Linked DNA regions of Homo sapiens: regions 2, 3, 4, 5, 6 and 7 are each linked to region 1. Evidence: chromatin loops called from intact Hi-C (ENCODE). Cell type or tissue: HCT116. All regions are shown on one strand.

Region 1 (4,000 bases):
TTTGACTAGTTCTAGCCAGTAACATGTGAGTAGAACGGCAATGCAACTGCCAAGCTAAAGTATTGGATGGCTGGTGTTCAGCTCTCCAGCTCTTTCTTCCTTTGATGTGGCAATCAGGAAAGCATATGTTGACTTGAAGGTGTCATGAGATGAAGAAAACTGAAGTGCTGAGCCACCACATGGAAGGTGCCTTAGCTAAAGTGTTGCCATACTTGGAAAATTAATGTGAGTAAAAAAATAACTTTCATTATTTAAAGCCAATAAAAATTTGGAGCATAGCCAAGCCTATCCTGACTGATACACAAGATTAGGCAATGGAGAGTAATGGGGCAGTGCTCCTCATGTAGGATGGCCAAGGAAGGGTCCTCTTACAAAGTGGCAATAGCAGTACAGTTATTGTTATTTGGATGTGAATTTCAGAGTCAAGAAGGGGTAGCCGTGGAGAGGAATGGTTCTGGGATATTGCTGGTGGGCCCCTGCTTGAGTCATGGGAGGACACTTGTCAAAAGTATCGATACCTTGGCCTCACCCTAGACCTGCTGCGTTAGACCCTCTGGAGGCAGCTTTAGGATTCTGTGATTTTAATGAGCTCCCCAGGTTATTCTGATGCACAGCCAGCTCTTGCAACCACTGCATTCAGCTTCAAGCCCTGATGGTTTACCTTTCTGATATATATGGTATGATATATAGAAATTTCAAATTATATGCCTCTCAGTCTTTTCCTTACTCTGACAGGAAAAAAAAGGAAAACCACATTTCAATTCTCATCAAAAGGACTTTATCTTTTTCCCATAATTCTGACAGAATATGATTCCTTATATGTCTGTCTTAGTTTGATGGAATCGACTTTAAGTCTTCAAGTCATAATAATATGAAAGACAGGTGTTTTTTATTTGTTTGTCTTATTTTGACAGGATCAAACTGTAACTTCAAGAATATTATTTTGAGAAAGAAACATCGTGGTAGCCAGAATGTTTTTGCTGTTAGAATTTTTAAAAAATGAAGATCATTTATTGAATGCTTCATGTATGCACAATCATGCTGCAAAGTAATATATACTCCTCATTGAAATTTAATTTTCACAAAAATATTGGTGCCTTAAAATTTTTACTCTTTCCTTTCAATGATAGCCTAAAAACTTTTATTTTAATAACTACATTAATGAATAAATTAAAAAATTTAACCCAAGAAGCTGTAAAGAAGAATAGATTCTTGAGTAATTGTGAATTCATAGTCTTCATTCTAGTTATTTTATATATGTGAAAACTGAGTGATAAAACCTGCATTCAAGGCTTTAAATTTAGAACTAAAAAGGAAAGCTGCTGCCCAGAGGAAGGACTTACTATAGATAATTACTTTATAAGGTAGCCTCTATTCGATGTTCCAATTTCATATTTTTTAAAGCCAAATATAAAGTATGTATCACATCTAAGCCTCTTTGCAATTCTGTATAAAAATACTTTTTTAATTAAAATGCGGAGAGATGGTATACAAAGCAGACTGATCACATTTGTTTTTCTCTACTCCATTCCAGAACCTCCTTCTATAACAGCAAAACTATATAATGTATACAATTTTACGCCTTTATACAAAGTCAAGAGAACAGGGTAAAATCCTGCTTGCTGCACATAACGGAAGAAAAGTTAATACCAACGAATCCCTCCTCCAACTACCACAAAGACAAGAAGGATATGCCAATTCACCATAAACTACAATGATGGTGGAGAATAGGTCAGTTTCTCAGCATTGCAGCTTCAGCCCACAAGATTCCTGTATTTCCCCATATGGGACACTCAATGAGAGAGTGAGTGAATGAGAGAGAGGCACTAGATGACAAAACATTTACCCCTGGATTTTTGAGTCACCTTTTTACTTCAAATCCCAGATGACTCTAGCCAAATAAAAGGATAAATATTCTGTGTTGACCTATTTCCCTCAACCAGAGCCTGGGAAAGAATCTAAAATGGTAATTTGGAGGATGCCTCTTGCTGACAACCGAATGATCCTTTAAATTCAATCAGGTCTTTTAGTTATTAAACAATAACATTTGTTTATTATTATTGTTAAATTCACCACCAGAGGGAGCTCATCTTTTCCTGTCATCTAGAGACCAATAGACTACAAAGTAACGACTGTTCTCCTAATTTCAGTATTAAAATATATAATTTTTGCCTGGGATAAATGTTGGAATGTGTGTTTACATTGAGCTATTCTAGTTGTCTCAGAAAGCAGCAGAGAAACTTCAATCAACCACAAATTTGTTCTCCAATTTATTACCTCCTCACAACTTTCCCCAATGAAAAGAGAAAAATAAATCTACCTAGAGAATTACATTTTCCTCATGTACGCCTCTGGAATTTACCACACTTTTCTAATGAAGCATCACTTCAGAATTTTCTAGGCTCTCTGAGTCAAAGCACAGCAGAAGGATCTTTGGAGAAAAACGATTGGCTGCTTGATGTTTGCTAAGTCATTTGAAAGTCTAAGATATCTCAAATGGAAATCTCCATCTGTGGTGACATAAAATACATCTATATTTAATGTTAATAGTCACTAATATTAAGTGTAAATAAGCAGAGAGAAAGATCGTAGGACCCTTATTCACCAAATGGATGTAATCCATAACTAATTTTAAAAAATGAAGTCAATCTTTTGGTAGGGAAGTGAATGATCTCTGAAGGTAAACTAAAATCAAGTCCTAGAAGATGATATTTTAGTTTTCTTTTAGCATCTGCTTGTCAAAAGCAAGAATTTGATTTATTTAAGTCCTTTTTACTGCTAGTAGCAAATATATGCTTTTTAGGAAGCAGGACCATTTTTATATTTTTGAAACTCAGTGAGTCTGCTATACCTGTAAATATTTGAATACTATAAATGACTAGTGCTGAGGAGAAGGATATAGTGTTTCATTAAGTATTTGCTCCATTTTTAAAGAGCCCGTGACCATGGCAACCAGGTGCTGCCAACTGACCCCAATGGCAGCCACACTTGCTGCTTTATCTCAATTGCTACTGGGAGCACACAAGCTTTATAGATTTATTGAATCACATTAGATTATAGGCAATTTTTAAGTGGTTCAAAAGGAGAGGAATAGCTTGTTTTTAATCTAAAGAAGTAGAATTGTTATGCATGCATTATTTCCTGCAGGTAATATTCATACACAATTTAAGGATTTTAAGAAACAAACGAAAGAGATTTGTGGACGAATACGGCAGACAGATCATATGTGCTTATTCTTTGCTCCACCCCAGCACCTCTTTCAATACCAGTTAAAGGACATAAGGTAATAATTTTATGCCTGTCTACAAAGACAAGAGTGCAGGAGAAGAGAAGAGGGAAGGCCAGATTGTCAACAGAATTTTGGAAGTTGGAAAATAGATGGATGAGTCATAACTCATTTACAGAGCAGAAATGTTGAAACCAAACTGTCTGTTGGGGGTGGAGGAAATGACAATAACAAGCAAGCTGATTCATGCCATAGACCCTCAAAGGCACAGTGATAAGAGGGGTTAGAATCTTCTGAATAAGCCTAGGATGTGGAGCTGGGAACACAAGACCTAGTTGATTGAGCACTCACACCCCTAAATTTGCACCCCCAGACACTGAGTAAGGTAACTTTCCTGGAGAGGCAAGCTGAGGGAGCAGTGTATCATAGGGCTGAAAACAAGGGTAATGAGTGGAAATCTGGATACCAAAGAGCCAGGCAGTCAGCTTCCTGCCCCACCCAGCTCTCAAGCCCTGGACTGGATATTGGCTGATTCTTCTTGAGATATAGGCAAGACACTGCTTTCTTATTAATCTCATACTAGTATTAGACTTTTAAACTATATATACATATTTATCACTAAAAAATAATAATAAATTATTAATAGCAGGAAAAAACTGATTTGAATCAGTGCCCCAAGCCATAGAGATTACATATGTGGTATATAGTGAAAAATTTTAACGTGCATGTCGCTACTCAGTTATGCCAAGTGACAGCTTGTTGTTGGACTTATTC
Region 2 (4,000 bases), 210 kb after region 1:
GTAAACTAATACAACCACTATGGAAAACAGTGTGGATATTCCTTAAATAACTAAAAGTAGATCTACCATTTCATCCAGCAATCTCACTAGTGGGTATCTACCCAGAAGAAAAGAAGTCATTATATGAAAGAGATACTTGCACATACATGTTTATAGCAGCACAATTTTCAATTGCAAAAATATGGAACCAGCCCAAATGCCCATCAATTGACAAGTGGATAAATAAATTTTGGTATACACACACACACACACACACACACACACACACACACACACACGATGGAATACTACTCAGCTATAAAAAAGGAACAAAATAGTGGCATTTGCAGCAACCTCAATGGAATTGGAGACTATTTTTCTAAGCAAAGTAACTCAGGGATGGAAAACCAAACATCATATGTTCTCATTCATAAGTGGGAGCTAAGCTATGAGGATGCAAAGGCATAAGAATAATATATTGGACTTTGGGGACTCAGGGGAAAGAGTGGGAGGGGGTGAGGGATAAAAGACTACATATTGGGTACAGTGTACACTGCTCAGGTGATGGGTGCACCAAAATCTCAGAAATCACCACTAAAGAAATTATTCATGTAACTAAACACCACCTTCTCCCTAAAAACCTATTGAAATAAAAAATAAATTTAAAAAGAACTTTAAAAAATGCAAATGAAGAAGTGTACAGGGTTTCCTAGACATAAATGAGAGTCATCTCAGAAACCCTTTGTATGGCTGGTATAAGACCCAAATACAGGCTGGGCACAGTGGCTCACACCTATAATCCCAGCACTTTGGGAAGCCAAGGAGGGTGGATCACCTGAGGTCAGGAGTTCAAGACCAGCCTGACCAACATAGTGAAACCCCATCTCTACAAAAAAATACAAAATTAGCCAGACGTGGTGGTACCTGCCTGTAATCCCAGCTACTCAGGAGGCTGAGGCAGGAGAATTCCTTGAACCAGGAGGCCAAGGTTGCAGTGAGGTGGGATCATGCCGTTGCACTCCAGCATGGGCAACAAGAGCAAAACTCTGTCTCAAAAAAAAAAAAAAAAACCCAAATACGGATCCATCATGTAATCCACCCATGCTGAGTAATTAATAGGTATACAGCCCTGGGCTAGCTAGTCTCTCATCCAACAAGTTCTCTACAATGAGCAGTGAAGCCAGTAATTCTCCATGAAGGCTTCTCTTTAGTTCTTTATACATCTGTTAAGTGTCTTCTATGCTCAAACATAAAATGCTCCTTCCAACCATTTTAATAAAAAAATCTATTCTGGGATTGATTAAATGTTCTAGTTACTCTCCTGAAGAAAATTACCATGACTCAATATTATTCCAAACAGTCATTTATAAGCTTTTATTATTGTCGTTATTATTTTATTATTGTTTCAAACAAGCTGGTTAGGAATAGGGGCATATCTATTTTAATACAAGATAATCCAACATGATCTAACCGCTCTTTCCAAAGAACTACAGCTTAATAAGATGACCTTAAAAGGCAAATTCTCTAATATTCTCAGGACAGTGTGAGCAAATCCCGTAGAAGAATCTGGATTTTTTAGATAGACATGGTTGTTTTGGGCTCAATGATCATAGGAGATAGGTACCATTATTATTCCCCATATTACTGATAAGGAAATTGAGACAAAGGAGATTAAGTATTTTTCCTGAGGTCACAACTTGCTTATGTTACACAAGATATGGCCCCTTGAGCAACTCGAGAAGCCCACCTCATCTGTTGGTGCATCATCTGTTAAAAACGTGACAGCCTTAATTGTATATGGAACCAAGAAAGTAAAAGTCTTCAAAGAAAAGTGAACACCTCTTCTCCCTCTCATTCAAGTACATGCAGATAATTCAGAGACCCATGGGAGAAAAGAGCACAACTTGGAAAAAACATCTAACTAATTTTTCTATAGCCTTTGAATAACATCAACAGCCTTTCATGCCTGTTACTCTACAACTGGTCAAGATTGACTCAGAGTTCTTGGCTATATCTGTTGTGGGAATGGAGTTGTATTTTCTTAAACAGAAAGTTGAGTGGCTTTGAAAGAGAGATGCAATCCAACTTCTAATTAGCAAAGGAAGACTTGACTACATTTCCAGGCATTGGAAGAACAAACAGAATAAATTTGAATATTGATGGGATGAACACAACTCTACCAAGTGGTAAGCAAAAAATTTCAAAAGAGGAATTATGCAGGAAGAGGGCAAAAATCATCTTTTTAAAAATCACTGAAGTCCAGTGCATGGCTATGGTAGATGCTAACAAGTTCTTGAGACCCAGGATCACAAACTATAGATGCGAAGAAGTAGGCACCAGAAGTGGTCAAACAACCAACATAAGAACATCACAGTTTTTCAAGAAATGGAGCCTGAGACAATGACAAGAGATGAAGAAGATAATGCCAATCCTGGGGGAGGCAAAAAAAAAAAAAAAGTACCACTGAGCCTTTCCTTTTCCAATGTACGGAAGACATCAGGAGACATATTATCTTCAAATAGTCACACAACAACAACAAAATGAAATGTATGAGGGAAATGTATTTTGAAGAGTTTTTATGTAAAGTACTTGCTGCTATGGGAAGAAAAAGAGCAGAGAGTGATGTGGAGGGGGAAAAGGGCTGATAAAACAAAGACAAGTGATCGTGAGAGGTGTACCATGGGGATTTTCTAGCTCATGAAATGCCTCTCAGTATTAGAAAAGATATCCTAAATAAATAGTTGATTTCATAGCACACACCCTTTGCTCTATATGCCTTTTGTCCCTTCTTTTGCTTGGAAACCTCCCTCCCTTTCTTCAAGACTCAACTCTGATCTTATTTCCCTAGCAAACTTTCCGTTAGCAAACTCTCCTAGCAGTCTAAGGGCATCCAGTTGTCTGTGCTTCCTCTATTATCCTCCTTACAGAGTTGTTTTGTTGATGTTTGTTTGGGGCTGTCTGCCCCAACTGGCAAATTTTGCAATCTTGGTACATATATATCATATTGTTTTTCACACAGTTTGAGCTCTACTATCGTTTGTGGATTATGGTGGTAATTTCCATGAAAAACACATTTATTACAAGAAATGAATAAAATTAGAGTCCTATTTTCCTCACTGTTGAGAGTAGGATCACATAAGAGACAGGGGGAATTGTTTTTATAAGAAATGAAGGAAAAATGACAGTTTCTGCATCTAACATTTTAGTTCAGAAATATGACAGTATCCAAGGTAGCCCACAGTATACTTGCAAAAAAATGGGTAAAAGTGCTGAACAAGGCACCTGAAATTGCAATGAAATTAGAAATCCTGTTTTTAAAAAACAGGCTGGAATAATGAAAAACTGCTTAAGGAAAATTTGATATGGTCCTGTAATGAGAAAGAGCCCTGTAATTGCCTTCTTAACCACCACTGAATTTTAAATAGCTCAAGCATTAACTCTTTGCTGCAGGGAGTCTCAAAAGCAAGAGATTTTGTAACGTTAATTGCTCAAATACTCCTAATTTGTTTCCAAGGGGTTGAAACAGCTCTTAATTGTTCTTTCATCTTTGATCAAGGCAAAGGAAAAAAAAATCATGAATGTCAAATTCATTCAACATACATTCAATTCATATATGTTAAAGTTTTTCAAGTATAGCCCAAAATGAAAAACTGCAAAGTTCTCAGACACTTTAGTTGACGATGAATGTGAAAGATGTACTTGTCTCTTCCACCCGTGACTCCTAGAGTTATGAGGGCTCTCAGTCTGGCATGTGGATATCATCACTCACTTTAATTTTAATTTTAATTTTGTGAGAAAGGAGTCATTTTTTTTTCTTTTTTTTTTTCTTTTTTGACAGAGTCTCGCTCTGTCGCCCAGGCCTTCTACCTCAGCCTCCTGAGTAGCTGGGACTACAGGCACCTGCCACCACACCCAGTTAATTTTTTGTATTTTTCGTAAAGACAGGGTTTCACTGTGTTAGCCAGGATGGTCTCTATCTCCTGATCTCGTGATCCACCTGCCTGGGCCTCCCAAAGTGCTG
Region 3 (4,000 bases), 90 kb after region 1:
ATCTAAACTCATCAATTTTTTTTTTTTGAGACAGAGCCTTGCTCTGTGGCCCAGGCTGGAGTGCAGTGGGGTGATCTTGGCTCACTGCAACCTCTGCCTCCAGGGTTCAAGTGATTCTCTTGCCTCAGCCTCCTGAGTAGCTGGACTACAGGCATGCACCACCACATCCAGCTAATCTTTAGCCCGTCTCTCTTTTAATAGAGACAGGGTTTCACCATGTTGTCTGCGCTGGTCTCAAACTCTTGACCTCAAGTGATCCACCTGCCTTGGCCTCCCAAACTGCTGGCATTACAGCCATGGGCTACCATGCCCAGCCTAAACTCGTCAATTTTTATGTACACATTAAGTATGTGCATTTTTATGTACCAATTATACCTCAATAAAGCTGTTTTAAAAATTAAAAATAAACAAGTAAAAATTAATTACATTGCACCTAAAAAATGAAAAAAGACTTGAACACATAGTTCAGAAAAAAAGACACATACGAATTGACATGTAAGCAAGAAAAGAGGCTCAATTTTTCTCATAATAAAACAAATGCAAAGTACAACACCGAAATACCATGTCTCACTTACAGATTGACGAAAACCAAATGCTTGAGAAAACATGCTGCTGGCAAGGTCGTGAGGTAGCAGACACTATGGTCATTCCTGGTGAATGTACAAAATCGTACAAATCTAAGCTGGACAATTGCAAATATCTTACAAAATTATATGCATTTTTATCCTATGACCTAGCAATCCCATTTCTAGAAACCTACCTGAAACTATTTCCCACAAAAGGAAACAACATAGGCACAAAGTTATTCACGTAGGCATCATTGATAGCTGTAAAAGATTGAAAACCATCCAAATATTCAACAACTAGAGACCTATTGAATAAACTATGGTTCATCCTCACAATGGGGTACTTTGCAGCTATAAAAAAGAATGAGAAAGAGCTTCATGAATGGGTATGGAATGAATTTCAAAATTCCGTATATATTGCAAAGTTATAAGCATAAGATGCAAAACAGTGCACATGGCATAATATGATACTTTTGTGTATATATATTTTAAAAACTGATAAAACAAATGAAAATTGTTACTTACAGGGCTGAGTAGCAACAGGGTCAGGGGAATAGGGATAGAAATGAGAATTCTATGAGTACACCTTTTGAATCACATATTCAAAAAGTAAAATTAAATCAAAAGGACAAAAAAATTCATGTCAGACAAACGCAAAATATCAGCAGGTTGAATTTACCCACCTTTTCTGCAACCATTGACCTATGCAATTACATACAGTCTTAAGGACTTCCTTGGCTTTCTAAGGTGCATTCTGAGGCTGTGAATAGAAAATATGGCTTGGGGAAGGAGAATTAAGATTTAAAATTAGGTTAGGCTGATTGCATTCACCTTCATAAAGACTAATAGCCAGTTACATTATAATTAGCTGCTCAATTCCATTACCTTCACAATGCATAGAGAAATATTACTCACAAGTTTTTCATTCTGTCTTTTCATCTTTCTCCCAAAGTGATTTTGATCACATACCAAGTTCAAAAACTTATTATTCGGTTTCTAAGATTTCAGGAAACAAGGCCAACTTTATCCTCATTTCCATCATCTGACTCACACACCAAGCCCCTGAGGCAGCAACGCCGAACATATTGGTATCAGCAATTACAGGCTGACTCATCCAAGAACGTGCACAATTAACCTATTGAACATCTCTCCACCGGGCTTTTCATCCTCAGTAGGACCATCTGCACCACATTCACCCAGGGCAGGAGCCCAGCCAACCCAGTGTGCATTCCCACGCATTTCCGCTTTGATGCCAAGCCAGAAGCAATTCATAACCCCACAGTGCAGTGCCGCATCAGCAATGGATCTCAAGCTCAGAACATTCACTCTAAGCTGAACAGACCATTTCTGGGTTCTCTGCTCCTACCATGCTAACCCTGAAAGCACCCCAAAACTTAAGAAAGGGATTTCCTACTGTTGCAATGCTTCATCTAACAGTTAACAAAATATTAATACTATAGGGCTTAAGACTCCAAATTCCAAGTTTTATTTGGATATAGGTTTCACCACCTGGTTCAGTGAAGGGCCATAGGAAAAATCACTTACTCTCACTAAATTTCAGTGTCCTCATTTGTTAGACACCCAGGTAAAAATTTTTTTGGTAAAAATTTAAATGAGGTACTTGATAGGTACTAGAGTTGCAAATAAGTATTCTGGCCCCCTAGTCAATGTACTGAGAAAAATTAGTTCTTATTTCTAACTGATGACATCTTCTCCCTAAGAATTCCCACCCAACCCACCAAGAGTAGAAAAAAGAAACAACACAAACAACAAAACCCTGAACTCTGCCGTTTAAGAGCTCTCAATTCCTTCCAGTTAAGAGTATCCTTGGGGTAACACAGCGTATTTCATGTACACATTCACCTCGTCAAATCTTCCACCCTACTTCTCTTCTGCAAGGAGGATTACTAGGATGACTTAACGGTAGCAGGGAAAAGGGATACAACTCCAGGTGCCAACTCTGGTATTCACTGATCTCTACTGCAGAGTGGCTGGCTGGTCTGGTTCTGCCCTGGCCTGGGTTCTGTGAAGGTCCAAGTGACAGGGTTGTACCTGGTTGGGAGTGGTCATTCTATGCTGCCCACTGCTCAAGCCAGCAGCTGACACAATGATGATCTATTTATTTGGCTCGATCAAGACTTGCCTTGCCCACTGGGTCCCAATTCAGTGTGCAGGTGTGCCAGGACTCCTGTCTTTCCCTGTCCCTGGCAATTCTACCCCCAGAGAATTCTTAGCTACTCTCCTTTCTGCCACCAGAAAAGGCTTTTAGGAACTGCTGGGTCCCTTGATATCCCACTGGAGATAAGTGCAGCTCAACAGAGCTAGCACGTGTGGCCACCTCTCTACTCCCTTTTTATGCTATCACTCCCCTGAACACTGGAGCCAATAGCATTAGCAGTTGTCTCTCAGGGTTTCAAAGAGGGAATGGGATCAGAACCATTGTTTCCAATATATCTCGTTCTGCAATAACACTCTCCTTACTCTGGCCCTCCCTGGAACTTTGGTTCAAAAAGAGGTATCAAAACATTTGTTGTAATCATATGAAAAAAGCTCAGCATCACTGATCTTTAAAGAAATGCAAATCAAAACAACAATGAGATACCATTTCACACCAGCCAGAATGACTATTATTAAAAAGTCAAAAAATAACAGATGCTGGTGAGATGGTGGAGAAAAAAAAAGAATGCTTATACACTGTCGGTGGGAGTGTAAATTAGTTCATCCATTGTGGAAGACAGTGTGGCAATTCCTCAAAGACCTAAACACAGGAATACCATTCGACCCAGCAATCCCATTACTGGGTATATACCCAGAGGAATATAAATTATTATATTATAAAGATACATGCCCGTGTATGTTCATTGCAGCACTACTATTCACAATAACAAAGACATGGAATCAACCTCAATTCCCATCAATAACAGACTGGATAAATAAAATGTGGTTCGTATACACCACAGAATACTATGCAGCCATAAAAAGGAATGAGATCATGTCCTTTGCAGGGTCATGGATGGAGCTGGAGGCCATTATCCCTAGCAAACTAACAAAGAAACAGAAAACCAAATACCAACATGTTCTCACTTATAAGTGGGAGCTGAATGATAAGAACACATGGACACATGGTAGGGAACAAGACACAGACACACTGCGGCCGTTTGGAAGGTGGAGGATGGGAGGAGGGAGAGGATCAGGAAAAAATAACTAATGTGTACTAGGCTTAATACCTGGGTGATGAAATAATCTGTACAACAAACCCCCGTAACACAAGTTTATCTAGGCAGCAAACTTGCATTAGACCCCAAACTTAAAATTAAAGTTTTTTAAAAATAAAAAAAGATGTCCACACAAAACAAACAAATAAAAAAAAAACACAAACGTTTGTTGTTTTCCAACAATGCTGTCTTCACACAGGCTCTTTTCTTTGTCTGGAA
Region 4 (4,000 bases), 340 kb after region 1:
CAGCCTGGCCAACATGGCGAAAGCCCTTCTCTACTAAAAATACAAAAATTAGCCAGACGCGGTGGCAGGCATCTGTAATCCCAGCTACTCGGGAGGCTGAGGCAGGAGAATCGCTTGAACCCAGGAGGTGGAGGATGCAGTGAGCCAAGATCGCATCATTGCACTCCAGCCTGGGCAACACAGAGAGACTCCATCTCAAAAAAATTAATTAATATAAAATAAATTATCCAGGGGCCAGCCCCTCACATTTATACTCCCATTTATCTTCATCAAGGCAGGCAAAAACAATCTCTGCTTCCCCATTCAGAATCATCCCATTACTACCCCATTATTTATTTCACTAACAGTTTCCATGTTCTGATGGGAAGAGCCTCTGACAGCCATTTCACAGGTACCCCAGAAGGACATTCTTGGGAAACAACAAACTATTTGCTGTCTAGCTGACTTACTTACCTTGTCTCCTTAATCGCCTGGTCTCATCAGTCACCTTTCCATTATTATTATTTAAATAATAAGTTTATCCCAGAAACAGCAGGGATATACTTAGAGATGAGTAATCTGGAGTTCCTTTCTTTTTCTCTTGACCACTGACCAATGGTCTTCTGATCATGTATTTATTCAAGTTCCCTGTAAGGTGTTTACTTCAGGGTTCCCCATTTTTTCACTTATGGGTGTGTATTCTTCTAGCATCCTTTTTCTTTTCTCGAGATGGAGTTTCATTCTTGTCACCTAGGCTAGAGTGCAGTGGCGCAATCTCAGCTCACTGCATCCTCCACGTCCTAGGTTCAAGCGATTCTCCCGCCTCAGCCTCCCAAGCAGCTGGGATTACAGGTGCCCGCCACTGCGCCCAGCTAATTTTTGTAGTTTTAGTAGAAACTGGGCTTCACCACGTTGGCCAGGCTGATCTTGAACTCCTGACCTCAGGTGATCCACCGACCTCGGCCTCCCAAAGTGCTGGGATTACAGGCATGAGCCACGGCGCCTGGCCCTCTAACGACTTTTTCTATCATTGAGTGGCAGCAGCAGAATTTTGAATTTTGAGTTTTCACCTTCCCTGCTGATTCCTTAATTGTACTGCATTACTCCTCTAAGGTGAATCACTTTCACTCTTTTCCCACCAGTTTCTACGCACAGTCATAGCACCAGTTAGTGGGGATCGGAAGGCAGGTGTGGCCTGAACCAACTTCCCTCGTCTCTCTCTCCAGACCTCATGTCTTCATATCCAAATGCCTTTCACAGGCTTGGCAGAGGCAGGTAACATATTAAATAAGGGTAAAGATCAGCATCATACAATAGGGGGTGGAGGAGAGAGCAGCAACTATGAATCACAAGCTCCAACGAAAGCCGCAGCCACAGCTCTGCCATAGTCAAGTGTGGCCAAGAAAAACATGTCAATCACTGTTGCTAAGTCTTCAGATTTTTTTCCCAAAAGCCTGAAATCTGGATGATTAGGTGAAATATTGGAGTTGTCTTAACGTTGTCAATTAATAATAATAAAACCTTGTTCAGGCTGACACAGCTCACGCCTGTAATCCCAGCACTTTGGGAGGCTGAGGCAGGTGGGTCACCTGAGATCAGGAGTTCGAGACCAGCCTGGCCAACATGGCACAACCCCGTTTCTACTAAAAATACAAAAATTAGCCGGCCATGGTTATAGGCAGGTGCCTACAATCTCAACTACCTGGGAGGCTGAGGCAGAAGAATCACTTGAACCCGGGGGGCAGGGGTTGCAGTGAGCTGAGATCGTACCTCTTCACTCCAGCCTGGGCCAAAGAGCAAAACTCCGTCTCAAAAAAATAAATAAAATAAAATAAAATAAAACCTTGTTCAAGCTAAACAAAGCACACTGTGTGTGGATGTGGTCTGCAAGCTCTGTTTGGCTGCAGGCCTCATTTGAGGCTGCTGAATCAGATGATAGCTGGAGTCCCTCATCGCACTAACACTCTACAGCTTTGCTTGGCTCAAGAGATTTCTCCTTTCTGTGGCTTCTGAGACTACCTATTTGAGGAAGTGGTCCTCTGACCCAAGAACCTCGCTTCTATATCTCAGCCGAATATTACTGTCAAATCTATTCTGAGGTCAAAGTCTCTCATTTACATATATACATCAAATGTCATAGGTTTTTTTTCCCCTCAAGATTGCCAGCTCAGGTTTCCATGATAAATGAGAGGAAAATTTACATAAAAAATTTAAATCTCCACAATCTCAGAATGTCATTTTTGGCCTGCTGTCAATCTCAGAATCTCAGGTAGGCCTGTCATGTCAGCCTTTTTCCTGAAATAAAATGTTGAAAAGACACTGGCCAACATATTTCAATTATTTTCCTAATCCTTGCACACCATCTGGTGGCAGAACTAGCTACTGTGAAATGTTCAGGGAAAGGCAAATTAAGTGGATCTGAGGGGGCAGAACAGAGCTAGGAAGAACAGGATAAGAGGAACAACAATAAGGGGAAAAAAATGGAATAACACAGAAACAAACTGTTGACATGTATTAAGTCCATGCCAGCTACAAGTAACCTGCAGAATAAAAGGTTAACTGCTATGAATTATTAAGTAGCCACTTACGTGAAATGTGAACATTCTCTCTATAAAGACAATTCCTCATAAAATTGTCTGTCTGTTATCCATCCACCTGTATGGCACAGTAAAATTTAATGGAAGAAAAGAAGGAAGGAAGGATAGACAGGTAGTTACACTGAAAGGACAGAATAATCCACTTGCTATGAATTGAATTGTGTCCCCTAAATTCATATGTTACAGTCCTAACCCCCCAGTACTTCAGAATTCAACTTTATTTGGACATAGATGTTGCAGCTGGGTGCAGTGGCTCATGCCTATAATCCTAGCACTTTGGGAGGCCAAGGTGGGCAGATCACCTGAGGTCCGGAGTTTGAGACCAGCCTGGCCAACGTGGTGCAGCCCCATCTCTACTAAAAATACAAAAATTAGCTGGGTGTGGTAGCTGGTACCTGTAATCTCACCTACTCAGGAGGCTGAGACAGGAGAATCACTTGAACCCAGGAGGCGGAGGTTGCATGGAGCGAGATTGCGCCACTGCACTCCAGCCTGGGCAACAAGAGTGAAACTCCATTTCAAAATAAAAAGAGAGAGAGGGAGATAAGAAATAGACATTGCAGATGTAACTTGTTAAGATGAGGTCATACTAGAGTAGGGTGGGCCCCTAGTTCATTGTCACTGGTGGACTCATATAAAAGGGAAATTCGGGCCTAGACACACACACACACACACACACACACACACACACACACACACAAACACCACATGAAGGTGAAGGCAGAGATTGGGGTAATGCAACTGAAGCAAAGGTGCACCAAAGACTGCCCTTAAACCACCGCAAGCCAGGAGAAAGGCAAGCAACCCATTCTCTCTTGAGAGTTCCTAGAAGAAACCATTCTTGCCAGGCTTCTAGCCTCCAGAACTATGAGATGATAAATGTCAGTGTTTAGGCCACCCAGCTCATGGTACTTCCTTATGGCAGCTTAGCAAAGCAATCCACCATATATCTCTGGCTTTGAATTTTATGCCTTTTATTTTTAATCTCAAAAATCATCACTGTTGTTTTCTATCTCATTACAATTCCATATTATAAAACCAGATCATCTACATTCCAAAGATAAAGTCAGCAGATTCCATTCAACTTAGCAAATATTTATTTAGTAGCTACCACAGTGAGGTATTTAAAATGAAATAATAACTCATTCCTAGACTCACAAAATTCTAGCATTAGAAAGGACAATAAAGCTGATTAGGTACAACACTTCTCATCCTAAAACTGAAGAAATCTTCTCATGAACCTAGGTGAAAAAAATCTTCAACAAAATATTAGCAATTCAAATCCAATAATATATAAATAGAATTACACACTACAAGCAAGTGGGATTTATCCCAGAATGCAAAGCCAGATCAGCATTCAAAAATCAATTAATGTATGGCCAGGTGTGGTGGCTCACACCTGTAATCCCAGCACTTCCCGAAGT
Region 5 (4,000 bases), 490 kb before region 1:
TAAGGCCTAAAAATAATACATTTTCTGGGTGCTGTGGCTCATACCTATATTCCCAGTACTCTGGGAGGCCGAGGCAGGAGGATCACTTGAGCCCAAGAGTTTGAGATCAGCCTGGCAACATAGAGAGATCCCATCTCTACAAAAAAGTTTTGAAAATTAGCCAGGCATAGTGGTGTGTTCCTGTGGTCCCAGTTATTCGGGAGGCTGAGGCAGGAGGATCACTAGAGCCCGGGAAGTTGATGCTGCAGTGAGCCATGATTGTACCATTGCAGTCCCACCTGGGTGACAGAGCAAGACCCTGTCTCGAAAACAAGACAAAACAAAACAAAACATTGTATGTTTATCCCACATTTTGTATATTCATTAATCTGTCCATTGGTATTTGGGTTATTTCTACCTCTGGGTTATTGTGAATATGATGTTATGAACATTAGTGTACTAATATCTGTTGGAGTTTGTGCTTTCACTCTTAAGTATATATTCAGAAGTGAAATTACTGGATCGTATGGTAGTTTTATGTTTAACTTTTTGAGGAAACACCCAACTGTTTTTCACAGCATCAGCACACCATTTTACAGATCAGGAAAATGAGGTTCAGAGAGGTTAAACTACTAGCTCAGGATCGCATAGCTGGCCTCTAATGAGGATTATTAAATTTAGGTTTGTAAACAGCCTTCCATTTAGAGCTGGAATTCCCCTGTTCTATCCTATTTAATGAGCCATTCAAATCAAGATAGCTTTCTGTTGATGAGACTGGCTTTTCAAAAAGGCACAACTAGATTATAATCCAGAATGGGGAGGAAATAATGCTTTATTTTTTGTTTTGTGGCTGGATAGTGCATTCCATAAATGGGCTTTCAATCAATCTTTACTCTCTTCCCTTCCCTTTCTGATGCTAATTCATACATACTGGTCTAAAGTTTAAATTTACTTATGAGTCCACACTCTTTCTTCCATTTTCTTAACATATTACAAAAGCAAACAATCTCTTTGATCTTGGCTAAAATGATTCTAGAACTTTCTCACACCTCAGAAGTGCATGCTTCTTTCAAACAAACCATGTGCTGGTTACAAATCATGGCTCTTTGTCCACCGTCTTTCCCCAGGCAAGCTTGGGTGGCTGTAGTTAATATAGTTCGAGGGTCTTGAGGTAGTGGAATTGCTGTACGAACCCTTGGAGTGTAGAATTTTCACAATGAAGATGGATCTGGCCATTTTCCCCTCTTCAATCCCAAACACACAGGATGGAATCAGTGAGTTGACACTATGCATGGGTAGGCCGAGTAGGAGGGAAATTGTAAGGTGTGTGCAGTGGAATTTGGAGGGTCAGGTGGCCTTTCTTGTCCCAGACCTGCCTTCCCCACTAGGTGACTAGCGGCCTTTGTCTGCCCTCATTCTCCACCTCCTGCCTGTAGGTTGGCTGTTGGTCATTCGGGTCGGTATGACTGGACATTAGTGCTCCTCTCCCAGGAGTGTTTACATCTAAAACCTGAGTTCTGACAGTGGAATAAAAGGCATATTACAGAGGGCCCACCGGACTAGGGGGTGGTGTGCTGGCCTCACATGGTGCTGCTGAAATCATGCCTCCTAGGACAGCCCCTTTAGATACTGAAGACTCATCTTACCTGCTCAGTTTCCTGATTCAGAGAGTGAACTAGATGCTGCTGCTAAGGGAAAGACACTCTGGGAGAAGCCAAACCGCAAGGAGCCTTCAGTTCTCTCCTTACTGGGCCAGGAGGAGGAATTTTTTTTTTTTAACTGAAAAAGGGAATTACCAGCTTAAAACACAACCAAGAAGCCTTTAGCATTGAGGACTGGTGAGGAGAGGAGGTATTCATTTTGGTGTGGGGAGGAGACATCAGTAAGCTTTTCTTTCTCGTGTACACACACACACACACACACACACACACACACACGCTGGGACGTAAAAGACGTTTCAGTAGGTGTCATTCCCAAGCTGTCCACAAGATGGTGCAGAAACCCTGCTCACAGTCTGTCCTCCAAAGGCACCACCTCTGGAGTGATTTGCAGCCTCTGCAGGCTGCTGGTAAATTGAGGTTTGGAGAGCAGCATGAAGCTTTCACCGCGGTGAAGATACCTTTGACATTTTCGGGATTCTGATTGTAAATTCAATTAAAAATCGATTGGGTTCCAGTAAACAAAATGAAATGACAAATGTGTACAAAAGCTCCTTGTGCAGGGCTTAGCCTGGAAGAGAGATGGAGGTCATATAGGAAGGCGTGGAAGGAGACCTGGATAAGCTGCTGTGGGTGATACGACACCTCCTGTTCCTGGGGAATCTTGAAGTCTGCGGGGGGTTCAGCTGTGCATCGCTGGGCATTTACCGTGGATGGCACTCGTCTGCATGCTGTGGAGACAGTCATACGGAAGAGTCCCGGTCTTTAGAGAGCTTGAATCTGTCAAAAACTCATACCAGAAAAATAACGAGTGTGCCAGATGGTGGTCAGCACTACGGGAAAGATATTACAGCCGACCACTGGAGGTGCAGGGTTTCACTTTTAAATAGCGTGGCATCGGAGACCTCTTGGAGCCAGTGACATTTCAATAAGACCTGAAGGATTGATGGTGTGAGCCACGGGAGTTTTAGGGGAAGACCATTCTAGGCAGTGGGCACAGCAAAGGCAATGGTCCTGGGGTCGGGAGGTGCCTGGAGGAGGCATGGAGGACCCAGGAGGCTGATGTGGCTGCTGGGGCAGGTGAAGGGGCAGGGCAGGATATGAGTCAGAGAGATTCTAATGGGGGAAAAGCCGGAGATTTCGAAGCTGAGTGATCACACGAGACCTTGCAGCACAGTATAAGGACTTTCGACTTTACTTTGGAAATTGCTGGAAGCCATTGAGCGTTCTGAATAGAGGCGTGGCATGATCTGCCTTGCATTTTGTAAGGATCACTCCGGCTCTTGCATTGAGAAGGTCCTACAGGCAGGAGCCGAAAGACCAGTTAGGAGACAGCTGCCATGTCTGGGTGAGAGATGGTGGTGACCAGGCCCAAAGGGAATGACAGTGGAAGTGAAGAGAAGTGGTCAGATTTAGGATATCTTTGGAGCCAGTAGAGTTGATGGTAGATTGAATGAAAATTTGAGAGGCAGAGAGGGGTCACGGATGACTTTGAGGTTATTTCCCTGAGCAATTGGGCAGATGGAATGGCAATTAACTGAGATAATTTGGAAGGGCAGGTTTTTGGGGGAAAGATCAGGAACTCAGTTTGGGATATGCTGAGTGCGGGATGCCTTTCAGATGTCCAAATGGAGATGTTCAGATCTATGAAACTAGAATTCAGGGGCAGGGTCCAGTCAGATATAAATCTGGGAGTAGCAGGTCTGAAGATGATATTTAAAGGCATAGACTGGAGTGACAATGGGTAGACAAGAGATAAAGCCCAACACTAGTGCGCTCCAATGTTTAGAGTTTGGGGAGGTGTGGAGGAGCCAGCAGAGGTAACTGAAGAGGGTGGACCAGTGAGGTCGGAGAAAACTCATGGCCGAAGAATGTGGTGTCCTGGAAGCCAAGTAGGTAAAAGGCTGAGGAGGAGGGAGAGGTCTACATGTCAGCACGGCCAATGTTTGGGGCTGGATAATCCTTTGCTGTCAAAGGCTGCCCTGTGCATTATAGGATGTTTAGCAGCATTTTTGTCTTCTTCCCACTGGATACCAGTAGCACTTCCCTCCCTACTGTGTCAACTAAAAGTGTCTCCAGACGCTGAGTGCCACAGATCCCCAAAGGACAAAATCTTTTCTGATTGAGAGCACTGTTCTAACTCAAGAAGTGGAGAACTAAATTCTAGCACAGGAAGCTCTCTCTTAACCCAGGGCAGAGGAAGCTACTGGAGAGGCTGACATGTTTTGAGTTGAACTTGGAAGGTTGGGTAGTGTATTGACAGAGAGTAGCTGGGGTTGAGTGCGGAAGGCAGCTCAGCCTGGGAAAAGTTCCTGATGCTTGACAATGTCCCTGCACAGAGAACCAGCATCACTTTTTGAAGC
Region 6 (4,000 bases), 160 kb after region 1:
AGGATGTTGGGGGGTGGTGGCTGTTAAATAGGATACTTTAATAAATAAGGGCCTAGCACATTTTGAGATTGCAACATTCTTTTTTCTATACCAACTAACCCTTGATCAAAGGAGAGGAAAAAATAAGTAGACTAATCCCCATTCCTAGGCAGTCAGAGGGTTAGGGGTGGGCGCTGGGCCTCCTGGTATCCTGCATTGACTACCAGGCCTGGTCCTGTTGTCCCCAGTTCCCAAGATCTAGTAAGAGAGAAGCATTTAAATGATCACTCTGAAAAGGAGGATTCAGTGATGAGTAGAACATAGAGCAGTGACTGGGTTTGAAATCAGGAAACTGGGGACAGAGGTCCTTTGTTGAGTTTCTGGAGACTTGGGATGACACTCTCAGTTTTGCTTAAAGGGACCACTAAGAAGGCAACAAAAACTACTGGGGTGGAGCATAAGAAAAACAGATACAAAAGAGAAACTGTCAAGAGTACCCATTGGTTATATCACTGATCACCATTTCCCAGGAGCCATGGAAATGGGAAGGCTTCCCAAGAGGCCCTCAAAAAGCTTCCTCTACTGCTGCCTTCTCTTTGCTACCCTGGGGCTAGCTATAAAGGAGAGCCAGGCACCAGGTTAGCGGTGCTACACAGATACAGGAAATCTCAACCCCTCATCGGTATTAAGATTACGGCTTCCCCTCATAGTCTCACTCTTTTATTCTACTCAAAACCATGATTAGTTGAGTGAAATAAATTTAAACTTGAGAATTTGGCAATCATCTTTTAAATAAGTGGCATCCCCACTGAACAAAACTAAATCCAACTGGGTATTGCTGAAACCAATTCTGTATAGTTGGGTCTTACATAGAGTGCATGGTAAATGTGTTCTCCCTTCCAGCCTCCTACCGTAGCACCACGAATCTTCCATGGAAACAATTATCTCCTTCAAGAACCAGCATGACTGGCCGGGCCCAGTGGCTCACGCTTGTAATCCCAGCACTTTGTGAGGCCAAGGTGGGCGGATCACGAGGTCGGGAGATCGAGATCATCCTGGCCAATATGGTGAAACCCTGTCTCTACTAAAAATACAAAAATTAGCTGGGCATGGCAGCGCGTGCCTGTAATCCCAGCTACTTGGGAGGCTTAGGCAGGAGAATCACTTGAACCCAGGACGTGGAGGTTGCAATGAGCTGAGATCATGCCACTACACTCCAACCTGGTGACAGAGCTAGACTCCGTCAAAAAAAAAAAAAAGAAAGGAAGGAAGGAAGAAAGAAAGAAAGAAAGAAAGAAAGAAAGAAAGAAAGAAAGAAAGAAAGAAAGAAAGAAAGAAAAAAGAACCACCATGACTGATGGAAGTTTGAACTATAGGTGCAAAATCCAGTAAGATGGGTATGGGCCTTGCTACATTCAGATTTGCCTCATTTTGTGCTTATCATTACTCATGTAATTACTTGTCACCATCAACTCAAACCAAAACCACAGAGCTTTTTTAAAAGGGGTTGACAAGGAAAAGGTACTTGTTTAGGGAACACTTTACCTCATCTTGTCCCCACATAGACCTGTCCCTCCATAGCTGCATCTCAAACCTCAGACCTTAGCCTGCCATTAGCACCAACCACATTGAAATCTCAGTTTCCTGAAGCCATGTTCTCTGACAGAATCAATCTGTAATAATGACAGAACACGCTATTTGGATAACCTTCCACTCATGCATTTATTCATTCATTTGCTCATTCATCAAATGTTTATTGAACTGATTGAATTATTCAGAAAGTAATGGTGCTGTGCTCTCTGCCCTCTTCGAGCTCACAGACTAGTGGCTGGGACTGAGGGTGGGTGCACTGAGCGGGGCGGGGGCGGGTAAGTGAAGGAGGCATACACGTACATCCTTGATGGATAAAACAGAATAAAACATGTTCTCGAGAGAGGCACAAGGAAAAGGCCAAGAGGGAATAGGAGCAATTAATTCTCCAAAAGTTTCAAGAGAGCCTTCATGGATATAGTGACATTTGAACAAGACCTTGAAGAAGCATTCAGGAGGAAGAAAAGTGAGGTAAGAACTTGCTCTCCTGAGGGAAAGGACTGAGCAAGATACAGACTGGGGAGGAAGGAGGTTTGCTGGGGGAAAGACTTTGGTTTGCCACAAGGAAAGCAGCCAACCTTTAATGAAGGTTCACCTTGTTCCAAGCACAGGGCTAAGTGCTTTACATTAATTAAAACATGCAATCCCTATAATAACGAGACAGGTACCTTCATTGTTCGCACTTTACAGAGTGGGAAACTGAAGGCCCCAAAGATCTAACAACTTTCCCAAGCTTGGATGTTTATTAAAGTGAGGAGCAGAGACCCCTGCAGGCAGTCTGCCTTCCTGACCACACCCCGCATTGCCCACGAGGATTGTGGTAGAGAAAGTCAAGCAAGGCTGGAGTCTTGACAGACATTGTCTCAAATGCAGATGAGGGGATTTGGGCTTCATTGTCAAATTTTCTAAGGAGAGAAAGGAAATAAATGACAACATGAGGGAAACAACTGGGGCAGCTGTGTGGAGAATGTATTTGCATCTTAATGAGAACATTTAACGCCTCAAGCCAGAGCTTCTAAAGAAGGGAAATTCAGACTTTCAGGTCGTCTAAAGAGGTTAGAGACTTACACATAAACGGAGGGCAGGCCCAGATCAGCTTAAAGACCCTTCACACATCCTGGGCAGGTGGCTTTCTACTGGATAGGAACCCACCTCACCCCCCCACTGCCAACGAAGTTATCTGGATCAGTCTTCTCGTTCTACAGATAAGAACAGAGAAAACTGCATTGTTTTGCCCCAAATCCCACAGCTGGAATGTGGCTGAACAGAGGTCCAAGTACACTTCTCTATCTCCAAGTCTTGCGTTTCTTCCACGGCATGGCCCAGGTTTACACTCCCCAGTATTTAAACCAGCAGGAGCGCACCAGCGGACTGCTCCACAGCCACACCTCCAACCTCTCCCGTCTACTTCAGCCCAAGGAGCACAGCCAGCCCTGGAGGAGCTGCAGCCCAAGATGTTGATGCTGCAAACAGGGAGATGCTGCAAACAGGGACAGTCGACCTTGACTGTCCTCCCAAACTAGTGAAGGTGCACTCCCTCACAGTCTGGCCCTACCTCCCACTCTCATTGGCCCTTTTTCTTTTTCTTTTTCTTTTCTTTTCTTTTTTTCTTGTCTGCAAAGCTTAGACCAAAGTAAGTAATCTAGAAATATCCAGAAAAGAGTTAATTAAAACAACTCAGGTTGAGAAGGCAGATGCAGAAAATCAAGGTGCTCCTGAAGTTTTGACACAGGACTCTAAGAGGGAGAAATGAATCTCAAGACCGCTGTGGGACACGTGCTCCCACAACTTCACAATTGAACACAAAGAGCTATTGCCTTACACCTAATTGCTCCAAATTAGGTGTTGCATGTAATTGCATTAAAGCCTTGCTAACTTCTTATTCGTGCATTTTTAAGGGGGGAAAAAGCCAGCCTGATTTCAGCTCTGTGCTCCTCTTCATGCCAATCTCTCATTCATTAGCTGCATTGTCTTGAGAGGAGAGTAAGGAGTCCTTCCAGCAGAGCACCACTTTTCCTGGAGTCATTCAACTTTCTGCAGATTTGATGAGAGTAAATCCCACTAGAATTTCCCTCCCTTAGCTGAGACCATGGCTACCTGAGCTGAGAGAGGAAGACTGGGGCTGGCGGATGGGAGTAAGGGATAGTCCTGGCCGCCAGCACATAGGCAGTCAGGAGAGGCAAATGCAGTCATACCTGGGTGGCAGCCTGTCTAGTGACACTCGAAACCAGGAATGTGGCAAAACTGGTGGTGTTCCTCATGGCTAGAGAGATAGTAACAGGACGCATTTTTCCAGAGGATGGTTCTGTTCATATCTAAGTCAGGTGTGAGAATCCAAAAAAGTCCAACCAAGTAGGATTTTGACCACTACCTGTTTAGAACCCTTCAAAGGCCAGCTGCTGCCCTAGATTAACTCCCAGTCCTGATCGCT
Region 7 (4,000 bases), 100 kb after region 1:
TTTTGTCCATCAGACTGGCAAAAATAGAAAATGCTGATAATAACCAGTGCAGGCATATATATAGGTAAATTGGGACTTGTAGGCTTGACAGAGAGTACAAATTAAACTTTGCAACTGTAACTTGGTGTCATATGACAAAATTACAACATACATGTCTTTTAAATTAGAAATTCCAGCAAATCTATAAAACTGTCCAAGATACATGCAAACAGATATTTGTATACGGAAGTCAATAGTTAATATTATCTGCAATATAAAAAATTGTTGTAATCTAATTATTTATAATAGTCTAAGCATTATACAGTGTATGGCAGATGTATTCTGTGAAATACTACTCAGTCATGGAAAACAATGAGGCAGCTATAATAGTCTGATATTAATCGCCAATCATGATTTTTGTTAGAAGGTAATCAACATGCATTTCTTTCTTTTCCCTCCTGACTGAATTCCAATTCACTTAAAGTAGCAATGTGCCCAGATGAAGGTTTTCTTGAGAGATGGGTAGGTAATGTTGTGCAAACGGAAGTCGATGGGTTTCTGGAAAAGCTAATTAAGAGCGACTGGCTGATTAAATTACATTCTCCCCATCAATTTCTTCATCACTCTTGTCTGTATTAGTGATACAATGGCTAGCTCCTGTAGCTATCTTGAATTATGAGATGATCTGGAAGGTGAAAGCCATATGCTAAGAATGGCATATGGAAAGGGTAAAAACGGAAGGAGTGGAAAACAAAAAGCATTTTTCAGAACAATATGTGTAAAATATCTGATCTGTGTTTTTAAAAACCATGTAAATGTGTTTGTATAGAAAGAAAGTCTTTAACAATATACTCAAATTGGTATGAGTGGCTTTTTTATGGAGAGAAGAGTGTATTGTTATAAGTTTAATGTTATGCGTTATGGGGAACTTCCTTTTTTGATCTTACTTTTGAATGGTTTTAATTTTTAAAAGCTTATTGCATGCTGTATTTGAAACTTTTAAAATAACTAAATATATGTAGCCTTGTGTTTTTAGTACAACTTTAATTCTGAATACTCATTTATATTTGATTATTTCAAATGCTGCAATTTTGATAAAATGGCACTAAGGCCAAAAGAGACCTTGTAGATTTTCCAATTCCATCTCAAAATTTGACAGGTATGTCCATCAGTCTAGAAAGGTGAATAACCGACCTCAAAGAAATGCAGCTACCTTACAGCATAGGTCTGGAGGAGCCAACTAATTAAAAACTTAATTTGGAAGCACTAAATTAATTAAAAACCTAATATAATTCAGGTGCTCTGTTATATATGTTATCATTTATTCTTCACTTAAACCTTATATGATACCTATAATATCTCTATTTTACAGATGAGGAAAGTAAATTTTGAATAGTTTAACATAATCAATTTCCCTGAGAATATACATCAATTAAGGAAGGAACCTGGATTTAAAATCTGATCTACTTGCTTCAGCCTCTTTCCACTTCACCACATTGCCGCCCACACAACCCCTTGTGCAAACATTGTAAACAATAGCGTGGCCTAGCAGCTCCCAAGTTAATTTCCCCCATTATTATTTATTTGCTAAGTGTTATACAACAGCCACCAGAGAACCCCATCCCCAGGGAACCTGTCACTGTAGACTGTGCACCTAGACTGCTCACGTGGACTGCCTGATTTAAAATTGGTCCCACGTTGCCAAAGGAGGAATGTCAGTTGTTCCATTAATTGAAATGACATGACATAAAATATCAGTGATGCATGGCCAAAAGGCTCCCAGAAAACAAGGAAACATTGATGAGAGATAGGCCAGGGATTTCAAAGTTTCAAGAGACAGTATCCTCCACTGGGTTTCTGTAAATCAGTCAGCGCTTAGTCATCAAGAAAAGTAACAACAACTTCAGGACCAGAGACACTGATTTTCTCCGTGAAAGCCAATCCAGTGGCAATGCGAAGACATTACAGGACAAAGGACAAGCCTAATGGCAGAGAAGCAACACAAGCCCCAGAAGAGAGATCTCACAGCAAAATGAAAAATTCAAGAAATTCTGAAATTCTTTGAACTTATTTTCTTTTGTCATAGTTTTTTTTTCATTTATATCTGTGTTTAACAGTTTTTAAAGCTTTCTTTTCCCAAACCTTCACTCAAAATGCATACCCAGGAAGATTTGTCACATTCAATTTGGAGTTTCCATAGAATACCTGAAAATTATACAGAATTGAAAACAAAAGATGAATTATCAGATTCAGAGTACAACAGGTCTTAACCAGGGTAAATGAAAATGTTTCCACACTGATGCAACAAAAATAAACCATACATACTGTTTTAGGGTAAAGATTCTGACAGAGTATTAGAATATCATATCTTTCTGCATGAAGGGAGAAGAAATGAATTCCAAGATTCCACTGGCTAACAAACCAAAGAAAAACTATTTAGCATATCTTCCAAAATTATCGACATTAATATGTATATTGTTATCTATAACAACCAATTTATATAAACACAATTGACAAGCTTGATCTAACAGATATACATGAAACTCTGCATGGAATAATCAGAGAATAAAATTGATTAGGTCACAGAACAAGTCCCAATAAATGTCTAACAACTGTATTTTCACCACCAGGCCATAAAGTTTGAAATCTAGTTTTTCAATGATAACTTTCTTTTAAAAAAATTATACATACTTAGAAACTTAAAAACACGTGTATAGATAATGTATGGCTCAAAGAAAGAATCATAAGGAAAAATCAGAAAATACCAGAAACTGAACTACAAATGTCCCAGAGCTCTACCTCACCTGCATTCCTGTCTCCTCTTTGAGAAGAATCTTGTATTAGTCATTTACCCCTCAACATGAATCTCAGGCAATGAGCTCTCTGCCTTGGGGAAATTTCCACTTAAAGTACATCAGTGTCATAAGGGCCTAGACAATGAGCCAGTCTTGTGGGTTCAAATTTTGTTTCTGCTCTTTACTAACTATGTGACCACAGATAAGTGACTTGTCCTCTTTGTGCCTCGGTTGCCTCATCCATAAAGTAGAAATAACAATAGCTATATCAAAAACTGTAATGATGATTGAATATATCTAGCAGTGTGTGTGTGGTGTGTTTATACTGTTAGAATAGTGCCTGACAGGCTGGGCACGGTGGCTCACACCTGTAATCCCAGCACTTTGGGAGGCTGAGGAAGACAGATCACGAGGTCAGGATATCGAGATCATCCTGGCTAACATGGTGAAACCCCGTCTCTACTAAAAATACAAAAAAAGTAGCCAGGCGTGGTGGTGGGCGCCTGTAGTCCCAGCTACTCGGGAGGCTGAGGCAGGAGAATGGCGTGAACCCGGGAGGCGGAGTTTGCAGTGAGCCGAGATCGCACCACTGCACTCCAGCCTGGGAAACAGCGAGACTCTGTCTCAAAAAAAAAAAAAAAAAAAAAAAAAAAGAATAGTGCCTGACATGAAGTGAGCACACAACAAAGTGAAATGTTTTTGCTCTATTCATTACTAGCAGAATATCAGTAAACAGGTAGAGATGGTATTTAGGGAACAGGGACTTTGCAAAAGCCCCAAAATCCTGTTTTCAGGCAGCTTTCTCTCTACCTATCATTGAATCCAAACCTACATTTTAGTTCAACCAAATTAAAAATTGTCACTTTTCTCGCCATCTCATACTACCACGGTCTTTGTCTAGGACTTAGCAATGTTTCCTTGAATGATTAGCAGTTCTTCCACTCTGGAATTTTCATCTGCAAGCCCTCCTCAAGTCAGGGCCAGAGGAGACCAATAAAATTGGGGAATTCTAGGATCATCCCATTCAACAAACTCCCTCCACAATATACTGATGTAGCATAAAAGATTAATCCCATTAGAGAATAAAGAATTATGTTTCATTCAAATAAAATTTAAAATTGAGTTGGACAAAACTACCTTGGTAATACACATGGTATTTGTTTGTAGTAACCATCCTTTCAATTAAGAGCAAAACATCTCCTAAGTGAGAAGGAGTTCAGATTGTT

What was found. Hi-C counts contacts between places; a loop is a spot of excess contacts. Peaks named below come from ENCODE experiments on the same cell type or tissue, not always from the same donor. Only the 100,000 strongest peaks of a DNase experiment are listed, where the experiment ranks them.
Region 2: a loop joins it to region 1, with 2.5 times the contacts of the local background. A loop is called at or near these places in 8 of 110 quality-filtered maps.
Region 3: it touches region 1 in a loop (4-fold over the local background); 6 of 110 quality-filtered maps call a loop at or near these places.
Region 4: a loop joins it to region 1, with 8 times the contacts of the local background. A loop is called at or near these places in 18 of 110 quality-filtered maps.
Region 5: it touches region 1 in a loop (7-fold over the local background); 16 of 110 quality-filtered maps call a loop at or near these places.
Region 6: it touches region 1 in a loop (2.3-fold over the local background); 22 of 110 quality-filtered maps call a loop at or near these places.
Region 7: it touches region 1 in a loop (10-fold over the local background); 3 of 110 quality-filtered maps call a loop at or near these places.

What each region holds. Positions count from the first base shown.
Region 1 is chr2:223,457,459-223,461,458 of GRCh38, forward strand. No RefSeq gene overlaps it. Among named protein-coding and RNA genes, the nearest start is that of SCG2, 140 kb to the right of the region's middle. In HCT116, a CTCF peak has its summit at 2,070 (motif pointing right); DNase peaks (open chromatin) are centred at 2,083 and 3,543; H3K4me3 peaks cover 566 bases; H3K27ac peaks cover 1,844 bases.
Region 2 is chr2:223,663,205-223,667,204 of GRCh38, forward strand. No RefSeq gene overlaps it. Among named protein-coding and RNA genes, the nearest start is that of SCG2, 63 kb to the left of the region's middle. In HCT116, no CTCF peak of the experiment used is centred here; no DNase peak of the experiment used is centred here.
Region 3 is chr2:223,547,699-223,551,698 of GRCh38, forward strand. No RefSeq gene overlaps it. Among named protein-coding and RNA genes, the nearest start is that of SCG2, 53 kb to the right of the region's middle. RefSeq lists an enhancer at 942-2,141. In HCT116, no CTCF peak of the experiment used is centred here; a DNase peak (open chromatin) is centred at 1,723; H3K4me3 peaks cover 920 bases; H3K27ac peaks cover 4,000 bases.
Region 4 is chr2:223,795,976-223,799,975 of GRCh38, forward strand. All of the region lies in intron 1 of AP1S3 (adaptor related protein complex 1 subunit sigma 3), which reads right to left. Among named protein-coding and RNA genes, the nearest start is that of AP1S3, 40 kb to the right of the region's middle. RefSeq lists an enhancer at 2,097-2,146. In HCT116, a CTCF peak has its summit at 2,348 (motif pointing left); DNase peaks (open chromatin) are centred at 1,336 and 2,331; H3K27ac peaks cover 4,000 bases.
Region 5 is chr2:222,969,920-222,973,919 of GRCh38, forward strand. No RefSeq gene overlaps it. Among named protein-coding and RNA genes, the nearest start is that of ACSL3-AS1, 52 kb to the left of the region's middle. In HCT116, a CTCF peak has its summit at 1,986 (motif pointing right); a DNase peak (open chromatin) is centred at 1,982.
Region 6 is chr2:223,615,910-223,619,909 of GRCh38, forward strand. No RefSeq gene overlaps it. Among named protein-coding and RNA genes, the nearest start is that of SCG2, 16 kb to the left of the region's middle. RefSeq lists an enhancer at 2,190-2,845. In HCT116, a CTCF peak has its summit at 2,341 (motif pointing left); a DNase peak (open chromatin) is centred at 3,802.
Region 7 is chr2:223,559,426-223,563,425 of GRCh38, forward strand. No RefSeq gene overlaps it. Among named protein-coding and RNA genes, the nearest start is that of SCG2, 41 kb to the right of the region's middle. In HCT116, a CTCF peak has its summit at 1,854; DNase peaks (open chromatin) are centred at 1,756 and 2,856; H3K4me3 peaks cover 1,859 bases; H3K27ac peaks cover 4,000 bases.